5 separate regions of the Homo sapiens genome follow, and all the other regions are linked to region 1. The links are chromatin loops, found by intact Hi-C in ENCODE. Cell type or tissue: endothelial cell of umbilical vein. All regions are shown on one strand. Region 1 overlaps MRPL22 (mitochondrial ribosomal protein L22). Region 2 has its middle 9.4 kb from the start of KIF4B. Region 3 has its middle 130 kb from the start of KIF4B. Region 4 has its middle 14 kb from the start of KIF4B. Region 5 has its middle 18 kb from the start of KIF4B.

What was found. Hi-C counts contacts between places; a loop is a spot of excess contacts. Peaks named below come from ENCODE experiments on the same cell type or tissue, not always from the same donor. Only the 100,000 strongest peaks of a DNase experiment are listed, where the experiment ranks them.
Region 2: it touches region 1 in a loop (11-fold over the local background); 15 of 110 quality-filtered maps call a loop at or near these places.
Region 3: a loop joins it to region 1, with 20 times the contacts of the local background. A loop is called at or near these places in 11 of 110 quality-filtered maps.
Region 4: a loop joins it to region 1, with 16 times the contacts of the local background. A loop is called at or near these places in 9 of 110 quality-filtered maps.
Region 5: it touches region 1 in a loop (5-fold over the local background); 15 of 110 quality-filtered maps call a loop at or near these places.

The regions. Positions count from the first base shown.
Region 1 is chr5:154,943,878-154,948,877 of GRCh38, forward strand. The region is part of intron 2 of MRPL22 (mitochondrial ribosomal protein L22); the gene reads left to right. Among named protein-coding and RNA genes, the nearest start is that of MRPL22, 5.3 kb to the left of the region's middle. In endothelial cell of umbilical vein, a CTCF peak has its summit at 2,003 (motif pointing right); DNase peaks (open chromatin) are centred at 1,034 and 2,014; H3K27ac peaks cover 1,318 bases.
Region 2 is chr5:155,001,891-155,006,890 of GRCh38, forward strand. No RefSeq gene overlaps it. Among named protein-coding and RNA genes, the nearest start is that of KIF4B, 9.4 kb to the right of the region's middle. In endothelial cell of umbilical vein, a CTCF peak has its summit at 2,657 (motif pointing left); a DNase peak (open chromatin) is centred at 2,621.
Region 3 is chr5:155,144,572-155,149,571 of GRCh38, forward strand. No RefSeq gene overlaps it. Among named protein-coding and RNA genes, the nearest start is that of KIF4B, 130 kb to the left of the region's middle. In endothelial cell of umbilical vein, no CTCF peak of the experiment used is centred here; no DNase peak of the experiment used is centred here; H3K27me3 peaks cover 480 bases.
Region 4 is chr5:155,025,581-155,030,580 of GRCh38, forward strand. No RefSeq gene overlaps it. Among named protein-coding and RNA genes, the nearest start is that of KIF4B, 14 kb to the left of the region's middle. In endothelial cell of umbilical vein, a CTCF peak has its summit at 2,662 (motif pointing left); no DNase peak of the experiment used is centred here.
Region 5 is chr5:154,993,200-154,998,199 of GRCh38, forward strand. It overlaps the pseudogene LOC100288010. Among named protein-coding and RNA genes, the nearest start is that of KIF4B, 18 kb to the right of the region's middle. In endothelial cell of umbilical vein, a CTCF peak has its summit at 2,722 (motif pointing left); a DNase peak (open chromatin) is centred at 4,842; H3K27ac peaks cover 1,145 bases.

The DNA of each region.
Region 1 (5,000 bases):
GGTCTGAAACTCCTGGGCTTAAGTAATCTCCCACCTCAGTCTCCCAAAGTGCTGGGATTACTCTGTAGGCTATATTTGTTAGCTGACTGACAGTTTTCAGTTTTTGAATTCCAAGTCTCCTATTTTACTGATGCATACATTTGAGAAGTTTTGTGACTTACTGAAGGTTACACAGTTAAATGTCAAAGTGAGGATCTAAACAAAATATTTTCTGGGACTACAGGTGCAGGCCGCCATACCTGGCTAAGTTTTGTATTTTTAGTAGAGATGGGGTTTCACCATGTTGGCCAAGCTGGTCTCAAACTCCTAGGCTCAAACGATCCGCCCGCTTTGGCCTCCCAAAGTGCTGGGATTACAGGCATGAGCCACCACGCCCAGCCAAAAAAATATTTTTTTTTAGGAGACAGAGTCTCACTATGTTGTACAGGCTGGTCTCGCACTCTTGGGCTCAAGTGATCTTCCCACCTCAGGCTCCCGAGTCTCTGGGATTACAGACGTGAGCCACCAAGCCTGTCTGTACCACCCTTTAGATGGGGGCATATCCTCTTAAGCTTTCCTCAGTTTCCAACCATGTGTAAAATTTTGGCATAGTTATTTACACTCAGTCCTCTTACCTTACCTGTCTCTGTATTCTTTCATTGATTCTACAAATATGTATTTAGTGCCTGCTCTGAGCTGGGAACTATTCTAGCACTGAGGATTTTGCAGGGAACAGGAACAGACAATAATCCCTTGCCATTGTGGGGTGTACAATATAGTAAGGGGGGCAAATAAGCAAAATAAGTAAAATATAGAGTATATTAGATAGTGACATCTGCTTATGAGAAAATAAAGCAGAGATTGAGAATAAGAAGTATGTGTGTTTGAGAGAGGAACTTGTAGTTTTAGATAGGGAAGGCCTCACTAAAAGATAATCTTTGAGTAAAGATTTGAAGGAAATGAGGAAGCATGCTGTGCTAACATCTGAACAAACAGCATTCTGTGCAGATAGAATAGTAAGTGCAACAGCTCCAAGGAACCATATCTGGTGTCAGGAACAATGACAAAAAGGAGAGGGATAGTGATAGGAGATGAGGTCAGAGAGGAAGGGGCAGTCATAAATCATATAGAGCCTTATTATTTTTTGTAAATACTTTGGCTTTTATTCTGAGCAAGATGGGAAACTGTTGTAAGGTTTTGAGCATGGAGTTATATGATCTGACTTATGTTTATGAGTGGTTCTTTCTGGCTGCTGTGTTGAGAATAGACTGGGGTGGGGATGGGGAGCAAGGATGGAAGCAGAGACCGTTGGCTATTTCAGGTATGAGATCATGGTGGCTTGGATTAGGGTGGCCGTGAAGGTAAGTGAATGGTTGGATTCTGGCAGTATGTTAACCACACCTGACAGATCTTGTTGATGCATTGGATGGGAGGTGTGAGAAAGAAGGGTGACACCAAAGTTTATGACCTGAGCAACTGGAAGGGTAGAGTTAACCACTTACTGAGCTAGGAAGACTTCCAGAGGAGCAGGTTTGGGGAGAATATTAGTAGGTCACTTTTGGGTTTGTTAAATCTGAGCTGTTGTAAGCATCCAAGTAGAGATACGAGTAGGCAATTGGGTATATGAGTTTATAGAGTTCAGGGAACGGATGTACATTTGGGAGTCATCAATGCATGGATAATGTTTAAAGCTGCAAAGCTGGTTGACTTCACCAAGGGAGTGAGTGTAGATAGAAAGAGTCCGAGGATTGATTCCTGCCTAAGGCAGCCAATATTACAGACCAGGGAGGGAGACAAGGAAACAACAAAGGAGACTGTGGGGGAGTGGCCAGAGAGGGGAGAAGAAAACCCCAAGTGTCCTGGAACCCAATTAAAGAAAGTGTCTCAAGGAAGAGTGAGTGACCAGAGATACTTAGGTCACTCTCAGATGAGGACTGATAATTAGAATTAGAATTTGTCTGTATTTTCTGTTTTAAGGTTGCTTCATTTTGTTTTAATTGAGTGTTATTCCAGCAATTGGCCAGGAGAGGGCACATAGGAACTTTTGATTTGATATTCTGTGCTTCTAAATTAAGAACCCCATTTGGAATAATACTTTAATTTAATTTGATTATAGTAGTTTGGTCTTTGCTTGATAATTCAGTTCATGAATTATTTGAGTCCTGAAAGTATTATAAGAATTCAGAAAGCTTTGACATTATTAATTCATAGTATGTTTAATTTATGAAGCAACATATTTAATTCACCAAATATGTATTGAAGATTTGAAGAGCGCAAGGTACTGTGCTAGGCGGGTACAGCAGGTATGGGCCTGACTCAAGAAATCTTTCAGATTGGTTTGTAGCAAAGGGGTTCATGTTTCTGTCATGCTGTTGGTGATGAGATTAGAGATAGAATTAAGGTTAGGAGAGGCCTTATAGATGATGTAGTCTAATTCCTCTTTTCACAGACAAAGAAACCAAGGTCCAAAGAGGTGACAAACATAGTGTACCCTACTCGCTAATTACAACTACATAGAACCATAAACGTTTATGATTATAAACTTGAGAAAAAACTTTGAAATTGTGTATTTAAAGCTTACAGTTCACAGGACTTATTTGGGGGCTGGGGACAGGAGAGATTAACTGTTCAAAGGGCCTAACTTTGTTTTATTTTTTATGCCCTTAAAAAAAGAAACACGGGTGTGGTGGCTCACACCTGTAATCCTAGCACTTTGGGAGGCTGAGATGGGTGGATCACCTGAGGTCAGGAGTTCAAGACCAGCCTGGCCAACATGGTGAAACCCCGTCTCTACTAAAAATACAAAAATTAGCCAGGTGTGGGGTGCGGTGGTGCGTCCCTGTAATCCCAGCTACTTGGGAGGCTGAGGCAGGAGAATCGTTTGAATCCAGGAGGCGGAGGTTGCAGTGAGCTGAGATCGCACCATTGCATTCCAGCCTGGGTGACAAGAGTGAAACTCTGTCTCAAAATAAAATAAACAAAACAGAGGCAAGGCCTTGCTATGTTGCCCAGGCTGGTCTTGAACTCCTGGCCTCAAACAGTCCTCCTATCGTGGCCTCCCAAAGTGCTGGTATTGCAGGCGTGAGCCACCATACTTGGCCAAAGGGCCTAATTTAAAAATAACACTAGCCATCAGTGTTTATCATGGGCTAGACATTGTAGGATGCACTAAATTATTAATCCATCAACAGTATTAAGTAAGTATTATTTTCCTCATTCTACAAGTAATAATATCTAAAATTTATTGAGCCCTTTTAAGTGTCAGGTTAAGTATTTTACTTGCATTTGAGCTTCTTAAGAAGGCTATGAGGTAATTATTATTAGTCTATTTACTGATGGGAAAACTGAGACCCAGAAAATTATATGACTTCCCCAAGGCCATTCACCTAGTAAATTAGAGTTAGGATTTAGACCAAGGTCTGCTCGACTCTGTAGCCTCAGCTGTCACCACTCGGCTTATTTTAGCAAAATAGGCCTTCATACATCATGTATCCTAATTTTGTGCTTTTCAGTTAAGACATTGGAACCTAAATGTGGATGGCAAAGGTATTGATTTTGTTAGGTATTTTGATGGCACTAATCTTGATATTAGGATAGGAGATAGTGAACTTGGGGTAAAAATGATACACTAGAATAGATTTGTTTGAGTCTTTGGTCTAAATGGCTTGAAGACTAAAAACAAAGGTTTTGTTTGCCAAGTAAATCATCCAAGTTGCATATTTGTATGAGAATATGCCAATATACAACCACTTTGAGTATATAAGTCTGAGTTAAATGTTTACGCAGTATCCACGTACCAGACATTGTTCTTGGTGCTAGAATACAAAGAAAGTCGGACTTGCCCTTTAAATGCTCAACATCTGTACACTTAGTACAATAACTCATTCTATTATAGCCACTTACGATAGTACAGTGGTCTAAGTCATTGCTGTATGGCTGGCAAGAACAAAGTATTAAGACAACGCGAGAATCATGATCAGATAAGGGATTAGGTGATGTTTCACATTGAGGTGACATTTGAGCTAGAACTTAAAACAGGATAAGCATTTCATTCAGGAGATAATAAGACGAGAAAACAATTTGAATAAAGGCTTGTTCAGGGAACAATGAACATCTATGTGGCTAGGCTATAAGGGCAGATTGGGTCTAGATTATGAAAGGCCTTCTATGTCTCGCTAAAGAGTCTGGACTTCGTATTGTGGGCAGTAGGGAAATACCAAAGTTTGCTGTGTTAACTTTTTATTTGGATATGCCCAGACATATACAAAAGTAGACAGTTTGATGAACCTCCATGTATCCGTCACCCAACTTCAACACTTACTACTTATGGCCAATGTTATTTATAACCTGTACTCTCCCTCATCATATTTTGAAACACTCCCCCCACTGTATCATTTTCATAAATATTTTACTATTATCTCATTAAAAAGCATTAAATATCCATTTGATATTTAAACTTCCAATGGCTTCGTAACTGTCATACTTTATAATAGTTCACACATTGAAACTAATTGATATTTCTGTTAAATCTCTTACTCTGTAGGTTTTTTATTCAACCCTCTCTTTTTTTTCTTGTAATTTATTTGTTGGAGACAATTGGTTGTTTTGTAGCGTTTTCTATACCTTGGATTTTACCGAGTGCATCCCCATGATATTACGTAACATGTTGTCTTTTCTCTGTGTTTCCTATTTTGAATCTAGGGGCTTGAGCCCCCAGTTTCATTTTGGGCAGGAAAGACTACTTTGTGGATGGTGGGTGGTGTGTTCTTCCATAAGGAGGCACATAATGCCTCCTTTATCCATTAGTTTATTAAGGATTATAAGATGATGCTATAATAATTTGCTATTCCTTCATTACTAACTTTATACAAGTCAAATTTTTCCTCATCTACTACTTGGAAACTTAATGGTACAGTTTGTATAGGAAAGACAGGATAAGTCTTGTCTTTTTCTTCATTCTTTCTCTTCATTCACCAGTTTTCAAAATAACAAGTTGGCTCACTAGCATTTTCTAATGGTAA
Region 2 (5,000 bases), 58 kb after region 1:
GGCAAGAACTGGAAGTGTCCACTATAACATTTAATGCCCTATTTCGGCCAGGCACGGTGGCTCGCGCCTGTAATCCCAGCACTTTGAGAGTCCGAGGTGGGCGGATCAGGAGGTCAGGAGATCGAGACCATCCTGGCTAACACAGTGAAACCCCGTCTCTACTAAAAATACAAAAACAAAATTAGCCAGGCGTGGTGGCGGACGCCTGTAGTCCCAGTACTCAGGCGGCTGAGGCGGGAGAATGGTGTGAACCCGGGAGGTGGAGGTTGCAGTGAGTCGAGATTGCGCCACTGCCCTCTAGCCTGGGCAACAGAGCGAGATTCCATCTCAAAAACAAACAAACAAACAAACATTTAATTCTCTATTTCAGGTCCTCAGCACTTCTTGCCTGAGTTCCTGATGGAATCGCCCAACTTTCCTTCAAGTTTTCCTCCTCTTCTCTTTCCATCCTATTTTATACAAGATGCCAGGTTATTATTCCTCAGTTTTGGTTGTGCTCTTACCACTCTCCTGTGCAAAATCCTTCGAAGCTTCCCCAAACCAACAGAAGAAAAATCCCGCTCTTTAAACTGACCTTGACAGGCACTTTCAGGCTGGCTTCCAGCACCTACCATCTCCATATGTAGAAATCTGACTTGCCCTCTAAAGCCTACATCAAATACTGTCTCCTCCAAGATGCTTCCCAGATGTTTTCTTAGCTGGAAGTTTTTACTGGCCTCTGGACTTTTTCTCCATTTTCATTAAGGTACTTGTATTAGTTTGCCAGGGCTTTCATAACAAAATACCATAAACTGGGTTGCTTAAACAATATAAATTAATTTTTTCACAGTTCTGGAGGCTAGAAGTGCAAGATCAAGGCATCGACAGGCTTAGTTTTCCTGAGGCATCTCTCCTTGATTTATAGACAGCTACCTGCTTACCAGGTCCTCTCATGGCCTATTTTTTTTTTTTTTGAGACAGAGTCTCACTCTGTGGCCCAGGCTGGAGTGACACAATCATGACTCACTGCAGGCTCAATTTCCTGGGCTCAAGCAATGCTCCCACCTCAGCTTCCCAAGTAGCTGGGGCTACAGGTGCATGCCACTATGACTGGCTTTTTTTTTTTTCTTTTTTTAAAGAGATGGGGCCGGGAACAGTGGCTCATGCCTGTAATCCCAGCACTTTGGGAGACCGAGGTGGGTGGGTCATTTGAGGTCAGGAGTTCGAGACCAGCCTGACCAACATGGTGAAACCCCACCTCTACTAAAAATACAAAAATTAGCTGGGCATGGTGGCGGGCAACTGTAATCCCAGCTACTCGGGAGGCTGAGGCAGGAGAATCACTTGAACCCAGAAGGCAGAGGTTGCAGTGAGCCGAGATCGTGCCACTGTACTTCAGCCTAGGTCACAGAGTGAGACTCCATCTCAAAAAAAAAAAAAAAAAAAAAGAGAGATGGGAATCTCTCTGTGGTGTTGCTGGTCTTGAACACCTGGTCTCAAGTAATCCTCTTGCCTTGGCCTCTCAGAATTCTGGGATTACAGGCGTGAGCCACTGCAACTGGTCTTTCTTCCTCTTACAGAGATACCAGTCATACTGCATTACGGTCCCATCCTAGATGCCTCATTTTAATTTACTATTTGAAATGCTATACCAAATACAGGCGCATGGATTAAGGCCCACCCATATGACCTCGTGTATCCCTGAATACCTCTTTAAACACCCTGTCTCCAAATAAGGTTACTGTCTGAGGAACTGCATGTTGGGACTTTGACATATAAATTTTGATGGGAGGACGCAATTCAATCCATAACAGCACTTAAAACTTCTTATTTTATTTTATGGATATTTGTGCACTTATTTTAACTCCCTTAGAAGATGGTAAGCTCCTTGAAGGCAGGAAGTATATCCTATCTCTATCCTTTTATCTCCCACAGTGTTTAATGGACTTTCTTGGACTTAGTAAATGCTCAAAATTTTTCGTTGAGTGAATGAATGTTATATAAAATAATTCTTGATTAATAATAATTTCTCGTTTCCCAAATTTTATATTAAAAAACTATATAGTGGAGATAGCATTGGGCTTGATGTCAAAGACCTGGGTTCTTTTCCCAACTCTGTCACTTTCCAGTTGTGTGCCCTTGAATAAGTCACCTAATCTCTCTGGGACTCCATTTCCTCATCTGTAAAGTGGGAATACTAACACTGTCCTGTTTGCTTTACAAGTCATTAATGAATATTAATAAAATAGTTTAGTAACCCTCAAAATATTTGGGGGCAACTACTATATACCAGGCATTGTTCTGGGCACTTGAGATATAATAGTGAACAAGCTGGGCCAGGTTCCTGTTGACAGAAGATTTTTCTCTCGGCCCCTTTGCTGGACTCGCAGCAGTGGTGCCCTGTCTACTTGGCCTGCCGCACTCAGCCCCTTCCGGGAGGGAGCATATGAGCGAGCCAGTGTGGGATCTGGCCGGCCACTCCGAGCATGACACAGGAGCAAGCTCTGTGTGGGGCCCATGGCCAGACCAGGTGCAAGGGTGCCCATGACAGAGAAGCTCCAGAGGGAGTGTTAGGGTGCTAATTAGCTCTTTTAGTTCTGCCATACACAGCCTGATGGATGGTGGCATGTTAGCAGCTCAGTCAGCCCCTGGCCCCATCATGTGGAATGGCTGCCCTCTGCTGGCAGGCGCAAAAGGCCAGTGTCATAGCCTTTTTGGGTACCCGTTCTCAGTGGGTCCCAAGCTCTTGTCCAGCATCCAAGAAGAATGAGGATATGCTGACAATCAAAGAGTGAGCAAGGCAGGGAGTTTTATTGAGTGATGAAACAGCTTTCTGTGGAGACAGGACGTTCCCCTAACTGAATGCGGGGAACCAGTGTGACTGAGTCTGGGGCTTTTATGGCCTCAGAATAGCAGGGCCATAGGTGGTATTGGAAAAGGCAACATTTGATTGGTTAAGAGGCATTATTCAGAAAGACTCAATAGGGAAAGGGTGGACAAACAAGAACAGAAGTTCTCACTCTGGCTTGTGGGTTTCATCTGGGACCAGCAGTCTGATCTTTCAGACTTCAGGCTGTTTTTTGGCTGGAAGGTGGGGTTTCACTGGTGGTCTGCCCCTATCTACCTGGGCATTTGGTTGCCTCCTGTCACTATCACTGTCCTCATTCTTGTTCTTGTGGTGAAATAGGTGATTAACAAGAAATTATTACTGATGAGTACCCAAAACAATTTCAGAAAGTGCTAAGTTCAATGCAGACTATAAAGCAACGTATGTGATAGTGGGGGCTTACCTCCTAGAAAGGGTGGTTAGGAAAGACCTCTCTGAGGAGGCATTTGAGCTGAGATGTGAAGAATGAGAAAGAAGTGGCTATTCTGGGGAGTGAGAGGTAGGAGGGATGAGTATTCCAGGCAGAGGGAGGACAAAAGGCCCCAAGGTAGGAGAGAATGAGTGTGAATATTCAAGTAAGCTAGTAGGGTAATGACATGTAAAATTTGCAGCTCAGTCAAATGCAAGGCTTCCCACCCATCACAGAAAGACCCTAGGGTTGGGGTTTTATTTCTGATTCATCCGTGGTGTACAGCTGGGGCATCACTTTCCACGTATGCAGGCTTGGGCATATCACCTTGCCTCTCATGGTTTCTCCTTCCCTGCCCTGCCTGGCTGCCAGTGTTAGGAGGGGGTCAAATGTGGCCATGTGGGTAAAGGCACTTTGAAAATATGAAGCACTGTATGTTTTCCAGGTGGTATCATTATTTGAAAACAAGTTACCTGCGATTAGGGATTTGGACTTTGAATTTTGCAAGTAGCTTGCTGATCAAATTTTCTGAGGAGAGCTGCAGTCACCCCAGCTCAGAGCTCAAAAAGGCCCATCTCAGGCTTTTCAAAGCAAATTGATAAGAATTAAGTAGAGGTAGCTGCAGTGATGTGAAAGCTGTGTTTTGTGGGGGTTGAATTCTAACTTTCTTGCCTACTGAGACTCTACACACATGATTTGGTGTGAGTAACCCCCCTGTTTGGGTGCTTGGATGCCTATTAAAACTATCTTGGGGTCAGGTCATTGTGTGTGTCTGTGTGCGTGAGATTTTACATTGCAATAGAATATTCCAGAAAAGAGCCATCTGCTCAGATGTTTTAAGCATGCCACTGCCCCCAGAACTGATGTGATTGAACATTATACACATACATCTTGAATAGTGAAATTGCACCCAGGCACATATAAATTACAGTAACAGAGCATTCTTTTTTTTTTTCAACATCCTTTCCTGATGAAAATTCTTTTTTTTTTTTTAAATTATACTTTAAGTTCTGGGATACATGTGCAGGATGTGCAGGTTTGTTACATAGGTATACACGTGCCATGGTGGTTTGCTGTACCTATCAACCCATCATCTACATTAGGTATTTCCCCTAATGCTATCCCTCCCCTAGCCCCCACCCTCTGACAGGTCCTGGTATATGATGTTCCCCTCCCTGTGTCCATGTGTTCTCATTGTGAGAACATGTAGTGTTTGGTTTTCTGTTCCTGTGTTAGTTTTCTGAGAATGGTGGTTTCCAGCTTCATCCATGTCCCTGCAAAGGACATGAACTCATCCTTTTTCACGGCTGCATAGTATTCCATGGTGTATATGTGCCACATTTTCTTTTCTTTTCTTTTTCTTTTTTTTTTTTAATTTTGAGATGGAGTTTTGCTCTTGTTGCCCAGGCTGTGGTGTAATGGCATGATCTTGGCTCACTGCAACCTCTGCCTCCCAGGTTCAAGTGATTCTCCTTCCTCAGCCTCCTGAGTAGCTGGGATTACAGGCATGTGCCACCACACCTGGCTAATTTTTTGTGTTTTTAGTAGAGATGGGATTTCTCCATGTCGGTCAGGCTGGTCTCGAACTCCCGACCTCAGGTGATCTGCCCACCTCGGCCTCCCAAAGTGCTGGGATCACAGGTGTAAGCCACCGTGCCTGGCCAGCGTGCCTTATTTTCTTTATCTAGTCTACCATTGATGGGCACTTTGGGTTGGTTCCAAGTC
Region 3 (5,000 bases), 200 kb after region 1:
GGGTCCATGGCTGGCAAAATGGGTAAGACCTCTCTCCAGAAGCTTCCCCTCTACCCAGAGTACAGTGTGGTGGTTATGAGTTTGGTTTTGGAGTCAGGCTGCCTGAAACCCTTTCCTTGCCCCATAATAGTTATATGGCTTTGGCAAGTACCTACTTCCTAGGCTTGTTAAGGGGGTGAAGTGATAATGTATGTAAGTGTGTGGTATAATTTCTGGTACATAGTAAGAACACAATTAATGCTAGTTGTTTTTAGTAGTGCTATTACTACTACTACTACTTATCTGAATTACTAAAATTCTACATTAGGCTATACTAATGTGCAGAACTTCTGAATCAGTAGGTTCAGATTGGGGCTGGGCAATCTGCCTTTTTAACAAGCCCCTTGAGTGATTAGGATGTAGGTGGTTCTCAGACTACATTGTGAGGAGTGCTGCATTGGAGAAATCCATTGCTGTTAGGACTCAAGGTTTTAGGGCCTTAGGATAGCCCCAGTCAAAAGGTAGGCATCTTTGCAAGGGGCTATCTCTCTTATCAGTTTGTTAATAAGTATTCATTCAGCAAATAGTTCTGGGAAACTTGATGTTCACAGTGCACTGTGCATGAGCACATAGAGATCCCAATAACTGCACTTAGAATGCTCAGAGACCAATGGAAGAGGACACAAAGTTAATATGGGTGCCACTGGTGGTATCTAAAGGATTGAAGGTGTTGTATGAATACATCTAAACATGTTAACTATTGTGTATTACATTCTTTTTTGACATGGGATACTAGTTTTTCACTTAGAGTATATAATAATGACACTATATACAATAAAGTATATAGTAAAATTAAGTTTATAAGATAAAACTATTTCACTTCAAAAAGTAAGTTGATGTAAACAAATATAAGAAGTAAGTAGTAGAAATGGTAGGCAGAGTGAAAATCCTGGAAGGGGTACATGAATGACTGAAGTTTAGGAAATGCTGCATTTTAGGTAGAAGGATAGTAATGTTATACCAAATATAGTTCATTAAAATAGCGGAGAGGCCAGTGAACTCAACCTGGGAGAGTAGGCAAGTTTCACAGAGGAAGCAGGAGACTTCCTCCCTCTTCTTCCCCACTAATAATATAAACATCATGGGAAGAACACTCACCTGTATAGAGTGCCCACACGTTCTCAGTGCTTTATATACTTTATATACTTTGACTCATTTAATTCTCATAACAACCCTGTGAGGTGAGATGAACACCATCCTCATTAGATGAGGAAATCAAAGTCACAAAGCTAGTAGGAAGGAGGATTGAGCCCAGGCAGCCCATTCTGAACTCTAGCTCCAAACCGGTATTCCATCATCTGGACCTGGTTACGAAGTATAGCAAGTGGTTATAACGAGGGCTTGGAGAAGATGTCTGAGGTGTGTGTGTGTGTGTGTGTGTGTGTGTGTGCGTGCATGTATAGGCTTGACAGGACTGGCTACATGATTTGGGGGACCCAGTGCAAAATAAAAATGCGGGACCCTCTTGTTCAAAAAAAACATTAAGAATTTAAAAATGGTGACAACACAACATTAAGTTAAACATGGGGCCCTTCTAAGCTCGGTGCTCTGTCTGTGCACAGGCTGCCATCCACGAAGCGGGCTCTAGGACTATAGGTAAGATGAAAAGGGATGCAAAAAAGACAAAGGATGGATTCCAAGACTGTGCATCTCTCTCTCTCTCTTTTTTTTTTTTTAAATAACTGACCTGAGGAGCTGTTGTTATAAAGCAGTTTTCTCCTGGGCCTTTGCCTTTTGAGGAGAAAGAAACCTCTTCTCCACAAACACTAAACCCGATAAGGAAGGTTCCAATACTGAGATGACTTCAGAGACCTTAACACAGCTCCAAATGTCAATATACCTTCAACAGGCTCTGCAAATAAGAGTCCTGTGGGTAATTACATTTTTAATAAAATACAGTTTGCAGATTGATAGTCAAATAGATTCCCTGTCCTGGAAGCCCGATTTTTCTTCCTAGTCCTGCCACTGCACCCTACTCATGCTGTTCCCTCGTACAAATCCTTCATAATTGGGAAAAGAGTTGTTCATTAACTTAAACCTTCTGATACTTTCAGTTCCTGCTAATGCATTGTGTGAAAGAGCTTAATGTTATGAAAATTGCCATGTATTGCCTCATTTTCATATTGTACCTGTTTAATGAAATGAAATAGAAATAAATTATTGTTGGACTTTGTTGGTAGCTACAGACCACAATGATAAATAATCATATGTATGAAGTTTTAATTGAAATTTTCACAGACAATGCACATGCGTGGTGTTTTATTAAACAATCTTGATACATGAGATACTAGATTTATACAATGTATTTCAGGAATCATTATTTACTTTTCAAGGTGATTTTTAGCTTTGCAAAAGCATTTGCTATAGGTTTCTTTTAAAGAACAGCTTCTTTAGATAGATTTGAAAGAGACTTTCATTTCAGAAGGAATCAATTTATACACAATTGTTTAGGATGCCCACTTTGTGTAGAGCAAGGTACACCTGTATTCCCCTGGAAAAGAAGTAATGTGCCTCTGAATTCTGTGTTGTTTTGTGTTTAGGACTGGAACTGGCTTCAGCATCCAACTTTCATTTCACTAATTCTGCATTTATGAGTCCTATTATGAGTGGCTTTTGATCTGAACAAATATGCAGTATTGTCAAATTAATGCCTGTTTTTAAAAAAATTCCTTTTCATAAAACATGCCATCTGTGGGACAATAAGGAGCTTCTCTGGTGAATTCTTCTTGTAGAGTGGTGATTGTCAGAAGCGAGTACACATTCACAGACTTTAAAAGAGCAATACTTTTTAGAAGGAAACTGAACTGGTTTCTTAGTGCCCCCTGCAGGGAAAATATGCATATTTCTATAAACAGGATAATTGTCAGGTTCACTGGATTTCATTCCTTGTCTAACACAATACCTGACACATAATACGTTGGCAATAATGGATAAGTGCATGACTGAGTCAAGGAGACATTGCTCTAGAATATCTCAGAGAGTGAGATAGTAACCAATTATTTGAAACCAAATAAATTGAGTCAAAATTTCCAAACAACGAATTTTCTGTTATACATATGAAGATGTGGTCATAAATAGGCTCACAAGATATCAGACAAAGGTGCTTATAGGTTTAAAGCTAATCTAGTCCAACCTTGAGACAGTAATAACTCATGGTGATGATGATGATGATGATAATGGTGATGATGATATAAATGCCATTCATTGAGCACCTACTACTGTAGACTGTTTATACATGTCACCTAATTCCATCCTCACCCTAACTTTGCAAGATAGAGATTATTATACTCCTTTTACAGATTGGGAAATGGACACTCAGAAAGGTGAAGTAAATTTCATCAAGGCCACACAGTTAGTAGCTGGCATGAATTTTTTTGGCTCCAAAGTCCACATTCATTTTCCTTACCATATGATCTCTACACAAGATCCTAGAGCTTGCCAGTGGCTGGGGCAATATCAGTGTTCCTGGTTCTGTGTCAGGCTGCTACCAGAAACTCAGACAAAAGGGCAAAAGAAATGCAAATCAGCATGCTTCAAAAGATATATTTTAATTGTAACAATCAAGGGTCAGAGAATGGGGGCATTGGCCATCCTCAGGGTCTTTTGCAAACTCATCAAATGGATTAGGGTTGTTCATGGGATATTTGGAGTGATCAGGGTGAGATGAACCAATATAGACAAAAAAGCATACAATTTGCAGTTATGAACTTCATTTTAAATTATGAATTGACAACTCATTAGCTGTATGAGCTTGAGCAAATCCCATATTCCCTTTGAATTTGCCTCCTCATTTACAAAATGGGAGCAGGATGCTTTACAAATATCTACCTGACACAGTGGTTATGATATTAAATGAAACCGTGTCTAGGAATGTTTTCTAGACCAAAATATGGTTTCGTGCATTCTTTGTCTTCATCACTTGCATTTCTTTTCTAAAAATTTTATAGTTTTTGGTTTTTGCTTTGTTTTATAGACATTTTAAGTTTTTCTTGTGTGCTTTCTTTGATTGCTTTAATGACAAGCAGTGATTTCCCCTTTATAATTGGAACAAGTGTAATTTGTTATGAAGTTTATTGAAGTTGGAAAATTATGTTAGGCAACTGGATTATAAAAATCATTTGCACAGAAGAGGTTGGAGGGAATAAGTTTAACAATAGTAGATGTGAAAAAGTCTTTGGAATGTCAGCTGATGGTAAGCTCAGTGGGAGCCAGGGCAAAGTCAGCTGGGTTAATTAATGGGTACTGAGTGCCCAGAACAGAGGAGATAACAGTACCTGAGCTAGTGTCAGCCAACACTGTGAATATGCAATTACTAGAGTTTCACTTTCAAAGGAGTGTTGTTTCACATCCTTGCCAATACTCAAGAGTCATCAGTCTTTAATTATACCTATGTTAGTGGGTAAAAAATGGTATCTCTCTGTGGTTTTAGTTGCATTTTCCAAAAATTACTTTTTCCCCGGTCCTGGGTGTTTCAGATTCCTGAAAATTAAATATACACCACCCCATAAACCCAGTTATTCCACTTCTGGATATTTAGTCAAGAGAAATGAAACATACCTTCAAACAAAATGTATAAAAGAATGTTCATAGTAGCTTTATTCAAAACAGCCCCAAACTGGAAATAGTCAAATGTTGATCCACAGGAGAATAGAAATTATGGTATATTTTGGTATATTTCCACTATAGAATAACAATAAATAAATAAATAAACAGAGCAATAAAAATGGAAAGAACTTTAGGCAATACCTGACTTATAATTGTACATGTTATGATTCTTTCACTTTACATGGTGTGAAAGCAACACCATTCAGTAGAAACTGTACTTCTCTCGAGAGTCCGGGCAGTGGTGGTGAGCTGCAGCTCCATCAGCCACGCATATTTTGACTTACTTCGAAGGATTTACTGGGATGTAATTCCATTGTAAGTGGAAGAGTATCTGTACTGTAATTTATAACAACATG
Region 4 (5,000 bases), 82 kb after region 1:
ATTATACAAAGGCACACCTCTTTTAATGGCCTTCTTGCCTTATTCTTTGCATCTCAGCTGAAATGTTACCTCCTCTTTCCTTAAACTTCACTGTTATTCTGCGTGTCATCTCCTCATTGTTTTTTGGTAGAACTTATGCAATTTGTAATTATTTTATTTGTTTCTTTACTTGCTTCTGCCTGCCTATGCTACTAGAATATACTTTTTCTGAGGGCAGGGGCAATTTCTGTTTTACATTCTACTGTGTCCCAAGACCTACTTAGTGCCAGATGCAGAGTGGATGGATGTCCGGTAAATATTTGCTGGTTGAAAAAAGTTTTTAAAAAGTACTGGGGCAGCAGGATGGTGGAATAAGAGGCCCTAGACTCTCCTTTCCCCCAACAAATACACTGATTCAACAACAATTCATGGACAAATTCCCTTTGTGAGAAATACAGAAACTAGTTGAGAGGCTCTTTCACCCTGGGTGAGTGCAAAACTTGACACATCAAAGCCAGTAGGAAAATTTGACGCCCTCTCACCTCAACCCTTACCCCTGGCACAGTGCCATAAGATTGAGAAGAACCACGACTCTAGCTTCCAGCCTCTCCCTGAATAGGGAAAGAATTGAATTGCATGTACAATGCCCCAGCTTTTTCAGAGGTTCCTGAGGACTGTCTTCTGTCTTGCCAGTCTTGGACCACTGATAGGACCCAGCATACCCTAATCATCTAGAAGAGAGTAAAGATAGTGGTTTGAGCTGACAGTTGCCATAGCTCCTACCCCAGCTTAGCACAGAGTGAGCATATGAAAAACCCTAGCTCCCAGCTTCTCCCAAGGAACAGCAAGAGTTGGTCTGCATGCCCAATGCCCCACCTTTTGCAGGCACTGTCCAAATGACTGGAGTTTGTCTTGGAGTGCTGATAGAACCCAGCATAATCTAGCTGCCTGAGGTCTAGGGTAAACAGAGACAGAGGTTTATTTTATTTTATTTTTTGTTTTTTGCTTGTTGAGAAGGAGTCTTGCTCTGTCACCCAGGCTGGAGTGGCATGATCTCGGCTCACTGCAACCTCCACCTCCCGGATTCAAGAAATTCTCTTGCCTCAGCCTCCCGAGTAGCTGGGACTATAGGCGGCACGCCACCATGCCCGGCTAATTTTTGTATTTTTAGTAGAGATGAAGTGTCAACATGTTGGCCAAGCTGGTCTCAAACTCCTGACCTCAGGTGATCTGCCCGCCTCTGCCTCCCAAAGTGCTGGGATTACAGGCGTGAGCCACCGTGCCCTGCGGACAGACAGAGGTTTAGGCTGACAGTCTCCGTAGCCCCATTTCCTCACTCAGCACAGAATTAGTGAATGAAAAACCCTAGCTCCCAGCTTCTCTGTGGGGAGGGAAAGAGACCACACATCCAATGCTCTAACTTTTCTGGATGCTGCCTAAAGAACTGGCTTCTTTCTTGCCTGTCTCAGAGCATTAATGGAACCTAGCATTCTAGTCACCTGGGGGCTAGTGAAAGAAAGATAGAATTTTTACCTAGCATATAATTAGTCATCACTCCCCGCCACCCAGCTTGGTGCACAGTGAGCAGGTAGAAAAAAAAAAACAACACTCAAATTCCAGCTGCTCCTTGGGGGAGGAAAAGAGTTGGACAGCGTCTAATGATCTAAGTTTTTGGGGGGCTTCCCAAGGAATTGGCTTCATTTTTCACTTGTCTCAGAGCACCAACTGGACCAAACATACCTGGGAGTCACTGAAAATAAAGAAAGCAGGTTGGACTAGCAATAAAAGTTTGAGGCCCCAGAATTTCTGGCTGGGCTGGTTGATGAAGATATTCTCCTATATGAGGCCAGTCCATGAAGACTAGGAGAGGTGGACTTTTTTTTTCTAATGAGCAGACACCAACACAGTCAAGGTAAATTAATAAATAAATATTCAAGGTGAATGAATAAATAGGGAAATATGTTCCAAACAAAAAGGAACAAGATAAATGTCCAGAAATACCCATCATAAAGATGCTTACTGAGAGGACTTCCAGTTCCAAAATGGTGGTGCAGAAGCAAGCTGGATTTACTCCCCTTCACAGAAAACCAAAAACAAACATTGAGTGCTGAGATTATCCTAAAAAATACGCCAGAACTCAAATATGAAGATGAGATAGCTCCCAGGGCCTCAGAGAAGTGAAAAAAATTCTGAGCAGAGAATAGGACTTCCACATCTGTGATGCTCCTCCCTCCATTCTGCCCAGCACCAAGCATGCAGAAATATTTTCCCCCAATTCACTGTCTCTACACTGGAAACAGTGAGACTAAGGTGGACAACCATCTTGGATGCCCTGGCAGGAGATTTGTCCCTTCCTTAAGCCACGGGTAGCATCGAGAGTGTCTGAAGAGAGAAATATCCCTGAAGACAGGCAGAGACAAAGTGGGAGTTATGATTACCATTTCCAGCCCTGGGAACTCTGCTCTGTAACTTGGCCAAAGGAGATGCCAAATCACAGTAGCACACCACGCTGAAGGTGGTTCATTCCACAGGTCCCCTGGGCACAAACCCCTAGCCAGCTTTCCCACAATGCTGGGATATCCCCTTTAGGAGCTTCTGCATTCAGGAAGGACAGTGCTTCAATTATTTACTAGAGCTGAGGAGAACCTGGGCTTAAGGTGCCACCTAGAGCCAAAGGGGAGGCAGTGACCAAATAGTAAAGAACATCCAAGCAAACACATCTAATAAAAACCTAAACAAGCCAGTTAGAGAAGACTGGAATAAATAATTAAAGCAATACAAATACATAGACATACATCCATAAGAAGTAACAGCAAACAAGGAACCATGATCTCCCCAAACAGACAAAGCAAGGAACTAGTAACTGACCCTAATGAGATGGTGATATGTGAGCTCTCTGAAGAAGAATTTAAAACAGTAGTTTTAGGGGATCTCCAAGATAACACAAAAAAGCAAGTCAGAAATTTATCAGAAAAATTTAACAGAGATTGAAATAATTTTAAAAAATCAAACAGAAATCATGAAACTGAAAAATATATGTGCTACACTGAAAAATTTATTAGAGGGTCTCAACAGCAGAATTGATAGAGTGGAGAAAAGAATCGATGAGCTAGAAGATGACTATTTGAAAACACACAAACAGAGGAGAAACAAAAAGGATGAACAGCAAGATTGCCTACAAGATACAAAAATATTACCTTAAAAGACCAAATCTAAGAATTATGGATGTTCAAAAGGCAGCTGAGCAAGAGTACAGGGTAGAAAGCTTATTCAAAGAAATAATAACAGAAAACTTTAAAAAACTTGGTGAAGTTATAAATAACCAGGCACAGGAAGGTTAGAGAACACCAAATAGCTTTGACCCCAAATAAGACTACCTCAAGGCATGTAATAATAAAATTCTCAAAGGTCAAGGACAAAGAGAGAATCCTAAAAGTAGCAAGAGAAAAGAAGCAAATAATTTATAAAGGAGCTCCAATTCATCTGGCAACAGACGTTTCAGTGGAAGCCATACAGGCCAGGAGGGAATGGAATGACATTTTCAAAGTGCCAAAAGAAAAAAACTGACATTCAAGAATACTATATCTAGCAAAATTATCTTTCAAATCTGAAGGGGAGATAAAGTTTTTTTCCCAGACAAACAAAAGCTAAGAGAATTTACCACTACCAGATCTATCTAACAAGAAATGCTAAAGAGGGTTCTCAAATCTGAAAGAAAACAACACTAACGTGCCAAAAAAATTGAAAGTATAAAACCCACTGGTAAAATTGACTGCACAAACAAACCCAGAGTACTGTAATACTGTATTATTATTTCCTACTCATAACTCCAGTATGAAGCTCAACAGACAAATTTACCAAAAACAATAATAGCTATAGCAACCTGCTATGAGTTGGGCAGCATAAAAATATGCAAATTGAGACAGTTAAAATGTGGAGGAATGAAGTTAAGCTGTAGAAGGTTTTATTTTTCTGTTTTTTTCTTTGTCTCTATTATTTTCTTTGTGATCTAAGATAAGTTGTCATCTCTTTTTTTTTTTTTTTGATATGGAATCTTGCTCTGTCACCCAGGCTGGAGTGCAGTGGTGCCATCTTGGCTCACTGCAACCTCTGCCTCCAGGGTTCAAGCGATTCTCCTGCCTCAGCCTCCTCAGTAGCTGGGATTACAGGCACGCTCCACCACGGCCAGCTAATTTTTTTACTTTTAGTAGAGACGGGGTTTCACTGTGTTGCTCAGGCTGGTCTCGAACTCCTGAACTCAAGCAATCTACCCACCTCAGCCTCCCAAAGTGCTGGGATGACACATGTGAGCTACCATGCCCGACCAAGTTGTCATCTCTTTAAAATATCTGATTATATGTATGATATGTTTTTTGTAAGCCTTATGGTAACCATAATGTAAAAATCTATAACAGATTCTCTAAAAATAAAAAACAAATTAAAACATACTACCAGAGAAAATCACTGAACCAAAAAGGAAGACAGTAAGAAAGGAAGAGAGGAGTTACAAAACAACCAGAAAACAAGCAACAGAATGGCAGTACTAAGTCCGTACATATCAATAATAACACTGAATGTAAATGAACTCAATTCTCCAATTAAAGGGCATAAAATGGCTGAATGAATAAAGAAACAGGACCCAACTATATCCTGCATACAAGAAACCCACCTCACTTATAAAAACACATATAGACTGAAAGTGAAGGGATAGAAAAAGAGATTCCACACAACTGAAAACCAAATGATGAATAGAAGTGGTGAGAGTAGGCATCCTCGCCTTGTTCCTGTTCTTACGGAGAAAACTTTCTGTTTTTGCAATTGAGTATAACGTTAGCTGTAGTTTTTACATATATAGGCTTTATTTATTTTTATTTTTATTTTTTATTTTTTTGAGACGGAGTCTCGCTCTGTCCCCCAGGCCCGAGTGCAGTGGCGCGATCTCGGCTCACTGCAAGCTCCGCCTTCCGGGTTCACGCCATTCTCCTGCCTCAGCCTCCTGAGTAGCTGGGACTACAGGCACC
Region 5 (5,000 bases), 49 kb after region 1:
TTGTTAGCATGAACTAAGCATGTAAAGCATTTAACACAATGCAGGGAGTATTACTACCATTCAATAAATGGTAGTGGCTATTATAAGTAATAATTCTGTTATCTGTTGTATCTGCCTGAGCATAATATTGGTTGCCAAGATCCAGAGGTAGCAAGAAGTTTTGTCTTCAGCTAAATCCTTTAAAAACAATCCCAAACCCCAACAGCCTATTGCGGGGTGGGAGGTGTAGAGACTTGGCAACAATCAAAGATATTATTATTGTCTTAGTTTTTTTGTTTTGAAAAGATCTAATAAATAGCATTCTTCTTCCGTGTCTGAGTGAGTCTTAAACCAATTGAAAAATAAGACAAAGGGCAGCTGCTCAGGCAGCAGATGCTGGAAGCCAGGCCCTGGGCATCATGCACTACAAATTTAGTGGCTTCAAGCAGAAGTTGGTGGGAGCATGGGCTTTGAGGCCTAAAGCCCACAGGGATTAAAGCCTGTGGTTTCCCTTCCCCTCCTTTCCCCTCCTCTACTCTCTCTTCCCCTCCCTCCCCCCTTCCCTCCCCTCCGCTTCCTTCCCCCTCCTCTCCCCTGTCCCCTCCCCTCTCCCTTCCCCTCTCCTCCCCTCCCTCCCTTCTTTCCTTCCTTCCTTCCTTCCTTCCTTCCTTCCTTCCTTCCTTCCTTCCTTCCTTCCTTCCTTCCTTCCATCTTTCTTCATGGAGTTTAGCTCTGTTGCCCAGGCTGGAGTGCAGTGGTGCAAACTTGAGTCACTGCAACCTCCACCTCCCGGGTTCAAGCAATTCTCCTGCCTCAGCCTCCCGAGTAGCTGAGATTACAGGCACCAGCCACCATGCCTGGCTAATTTTTTGTATTTTTAGTAGAGACAGGGTTTCACCATGTTGGCCGGGCTGGCCTTGAACTCCTGACCTCAGGTGATCCACCTGCCTCGGCCTCCCAAAGTGCTGGGATTACAGGTGTAAGCCACTGCGCCCAGCCAAGCATGTGGTTTTCACAGAAGCACCACCTATATCATGTTTGCTACACCAACTAAACTGACCTCCAATTCCACTGCATGTGAATCTGCTGGGAAAAACAAAGTTCCAGAACTGCAGAAGTTTTTCCAGAAATCTGACAGTGTGACCATCCACCTGAAACAAGGCCTGCCTGACCAAATGCATTATGGGACAGCCATGGTGCTGAACTGTGGGAGGGACCATCTACTACCTGATCGCCCTCTTCATGGCTTCACAGCCCTCAAACTAAGGAGTTAGTTAGGTTGCAGAGGACTGGTTTGCTTTTTGGTGTAAACCCTTTGAATTTTCCTTTTTCCTTTTTCTTTTTTTTGAGATGGAGTCTCACTCTGTTGCCCAGGCAGGAGTGCAGTGGCGCCATCTTGGCTCACTGCAACCTCCGCCTCCTGGGTTCAAGCGACTCTCCTGCCTCAGTCACCCAAGTAGCTGGGAGTACAGGAGCCCGCTACCACACCCAGCTAATTTTTGTATTTTTTAGTAAACACAGGATTTCGCCATGTTGGGCAGGCTGGTCTCAAACTCCTCATCTCAGGTGATCCTCCTGCTTCGACCTCCCAGACTGCTGGGATTACAGGCATGAGCCACCTTGCCCAGCCTGATTTTTCATTTTTGATTGTTTCTGTTAATTTTTTTTTTTTACTTGGATGGCTTACTTAACATTATTGCAAGAAGAATAGAAAGATATGAAGACAGTGTTTCTGTTTGTTTAGGAAAAGCATGTGGCTTCAGAGCTCATTCGATGGTTAAAACTATCATTTAAACAAGTGATGCCGTGCTCTATGCTTGTGTTCCTGATTTCCCTGGCGGTTCTGGTTGCCCACGGGCTTATTCACATCAGTCTGTGCTGAGGACCTTAGGGACTTACTTGAGGTCGCATTTTTGAGCATGGGGTAGAGAAGCCTTTTTGGATTTGGATACAGCTGAGGAAAGAAAACAGAAGCCAAGGCCAGGAGCATAAAATGAGGGGCTCAAGTTAGTAGTCACCTTGGGGATTTTTCTATCTTGCAGTAAAATCTTAATAGAAATTATCTGTAGTCTGCCTCTATTCATTGGGCAGTTCATTTCAAAGGGCTATTGGCCTCATCTCTGATCTTTAGTGAAATTGTGTGTGTAATGGTGTGTATTTATTCCATGATGGGAACAGAGAACACTTGTTTAGTGTTGCACTTTAGACTGGTGTCTTCTTTGCTAATGCAGCTGTGCCACCAATTCTCCGTTATCTTTTAAAAATATTGTGGCTTTAAATTATGACTTATTTTGACTGTGGAATAAATACACGAATGAAAAAAAAAAAAGAAAAATAAGACAGAAGGCTGGGGAGATATAGCTGATTTTGGAGATTAAAGGGATTTCATATTGCTGAATCCCCGAATGAGACTTCTCACCCCACCATAGACAAGGCTGGATCACTGGACAGCTGCCCAGATTGTGGTCTGTCCTTGATACACTTACAGTATGAGGGAACAGAGGCCATGCTAGCCCCTTGCAATAGGGCACGTTCCTAAGCCCACCAAACAGGGCAGGGACTCTGCCTCTAGGAGCGAAGCCAGGAATGGCCCTAGGGGACCATCTTCCAAATAGAAGGAAAGTCATGAGAGAGAGAGATGCCTCTTCACATTGTTTAGCTATAGGCCCATCCGAGTGGTCTCCATGACAAGGCAGGGGCTTCCTAGACAATGAGATAGCTGTCCTGCTTCTGCCCCCATGTGGTCTGACATGGGGGAACGCCACTCTACTGCTGGGGACCCTTCCTTTTACATTCAGTAAGAAGTCCTTTGTTACAAAGGAAATAGAATAGCAAACAAATAAACACAAAACCTGGAAACAGCCTAATTTTGCCCAACATTAGGGGAATAAACTAAATTATAGAATATCCATTCAATGGAATGGTAAGCCATTTAAAAAAGCTGTTTACAAAGGGCTTATAATAATGTGGGAGTTATGTGGCATTATGTTATAACGTCAAATGAAAAAAGTATGGTACAGAATTGCACATATAGTATGAACTTGGCTATATTAAAACCTCGCTAAGATTATACGTAGAAAAATGAACAATTTGGGAGGAAGTTTCCAAAATATTCACAGTGGTTGCCTTTTTGGTTAGTTTTTTCCTATAGCTTACAAATTTTCTATAATAAGCATGTATTTCTTTTGCAATGGAAAAACCCAACTTTATTTAAAAAATAAAACTTTTTTATAATGGCAGAGGTTACTCATTATCAGTCAAATCAACAATTTAGAACTTTATAGATTCATAAGATTACAGAATGCTAATGCTGCAAGGGACCTTAGAGATTGTCCTAGTTTAAGAATTAAGACTGGGCGCGGTAGCTCACGCTGGTAATCCCAGCACTTTGGGAGGCCGAGGCGGGCGGATCAAGATGTCAGGAGATCCAGACCATCCTGGCCAACATGGAGAAATCCCGTCTCTACTAAAAATACAAAAATTAGCTGGGCGTGGTGGCATGTGGCTGTAGTTCCAGCTACTCAGGAGGCTGAGGCAGGAGAATCGGTTGAACCTGGGAGGCGGAGATTGCAGTGAGCTGAGATTGCACCACTGCACTCCACCCTGGTGACAGGACGAGACTCTGTCTCAAAACAAACAAACCAAACCAAACCAAACAAAAAAAAATTAATTAATTTTTTTTTTTTTGATGAGGGAGGGTGATGGATCCCCTTTAAGGATCTCCTAGGAACTATGGCTTACTTCCTGATACCTTTTTTTTTTCTGGGGTGGAGTCTCACTGTCACCCAGACTAGAGGGCAGCAACGCCATCTCAGCTCACTGCAACCTCCGCCTCCCGGGTTCAAGCAATTCTCCTGCCTCAGCCTCCCAAGTAGTTGGAATTATAGGGATACACCACCAGTTCCAGCTATTTTTTTTGCATTTTTAGTAGAGACAGGGTTTTACCATGTTGTCCAGGCTGGTCTCGAACTCCTGACCTCAGATGATCCACCTGGCTTGGCCTCCCAAAGTGCTGGGATTACAGGCGTGAGCCACTGTGCCTGCCCTGTTCCTAAGATCTTAACACATTTAAACAACATCATTTAAGTTGCTTTTAGTTTCAAGCTACAGAAAGCCCTGCTCAAAGCTGTTTAAACAATGAAGAAAATTCATTGGCTCATGTAGCTAAAAACTTCAGCCACCTCTGCCTCTTAACAGTTACATCTCCACCACCTTGTCTCTCAACAGCTACAGCTGCAGAAAAATCTCATGCAATTGGTGGAACTTATCTTGCAGCTGGAATCTTAACTTTGAGAAAAATGGATTAGGTTTCCAATCTCTCCAGGTGGAAAGAAGACGAAATGGCAGTTAAGAAAGCCAAGCCACTGATTCTGCCATGATGGATGCACGAATACTATGAGAAAACAGATAGAGGAGCAATTGGTCATCAGTGTGGTCACTGTATGGCCTTCAACAAGCCCTTTTCTACTCTGGATCTCCATTTCCTCATCTCTAAAATGAGGCCGTTCAATTATGTGATTTGTAAGGGCCTCTTCAGTCCAGCTATTTCAGAAGTTTGTGAAAGACACCCTAGCTCTGACCCAGAGTTAAACAATTTTCTTCCTGGGAGTATTATCTTCCCAGCTGACAGGCCAGACCTACACATTTGAACATAATCATTAAACACCTGGCAAGAAGTGCCACCCCACATACAGTTTAATAATTCACATTCCAATCCAATTACTGTGAGTTTCATAAACAAGGGCTTATTAGAATATGATCGCTTCCTCTGAGTAAGCAGGTTTTTAGGAAATTACAATGATTATCTTCAAGATACAGGCATGAATAATATAATCATTCCTCCTCCCTCCTTGTTTTTATCGTTTCCTTTCATGCTGTCTCAGATGGGAGGTCTCTAGCCGGCAGCGACTCAAGCCAGCACCTCTCCCACCCGGGGCCCTTTCAGCTCCTGGACATAGTTCCTCCCTGTCTCTTCATTAGAACCCATCTGTCCTGGGTCCTTAGGGAGCTTAGGGATTTGT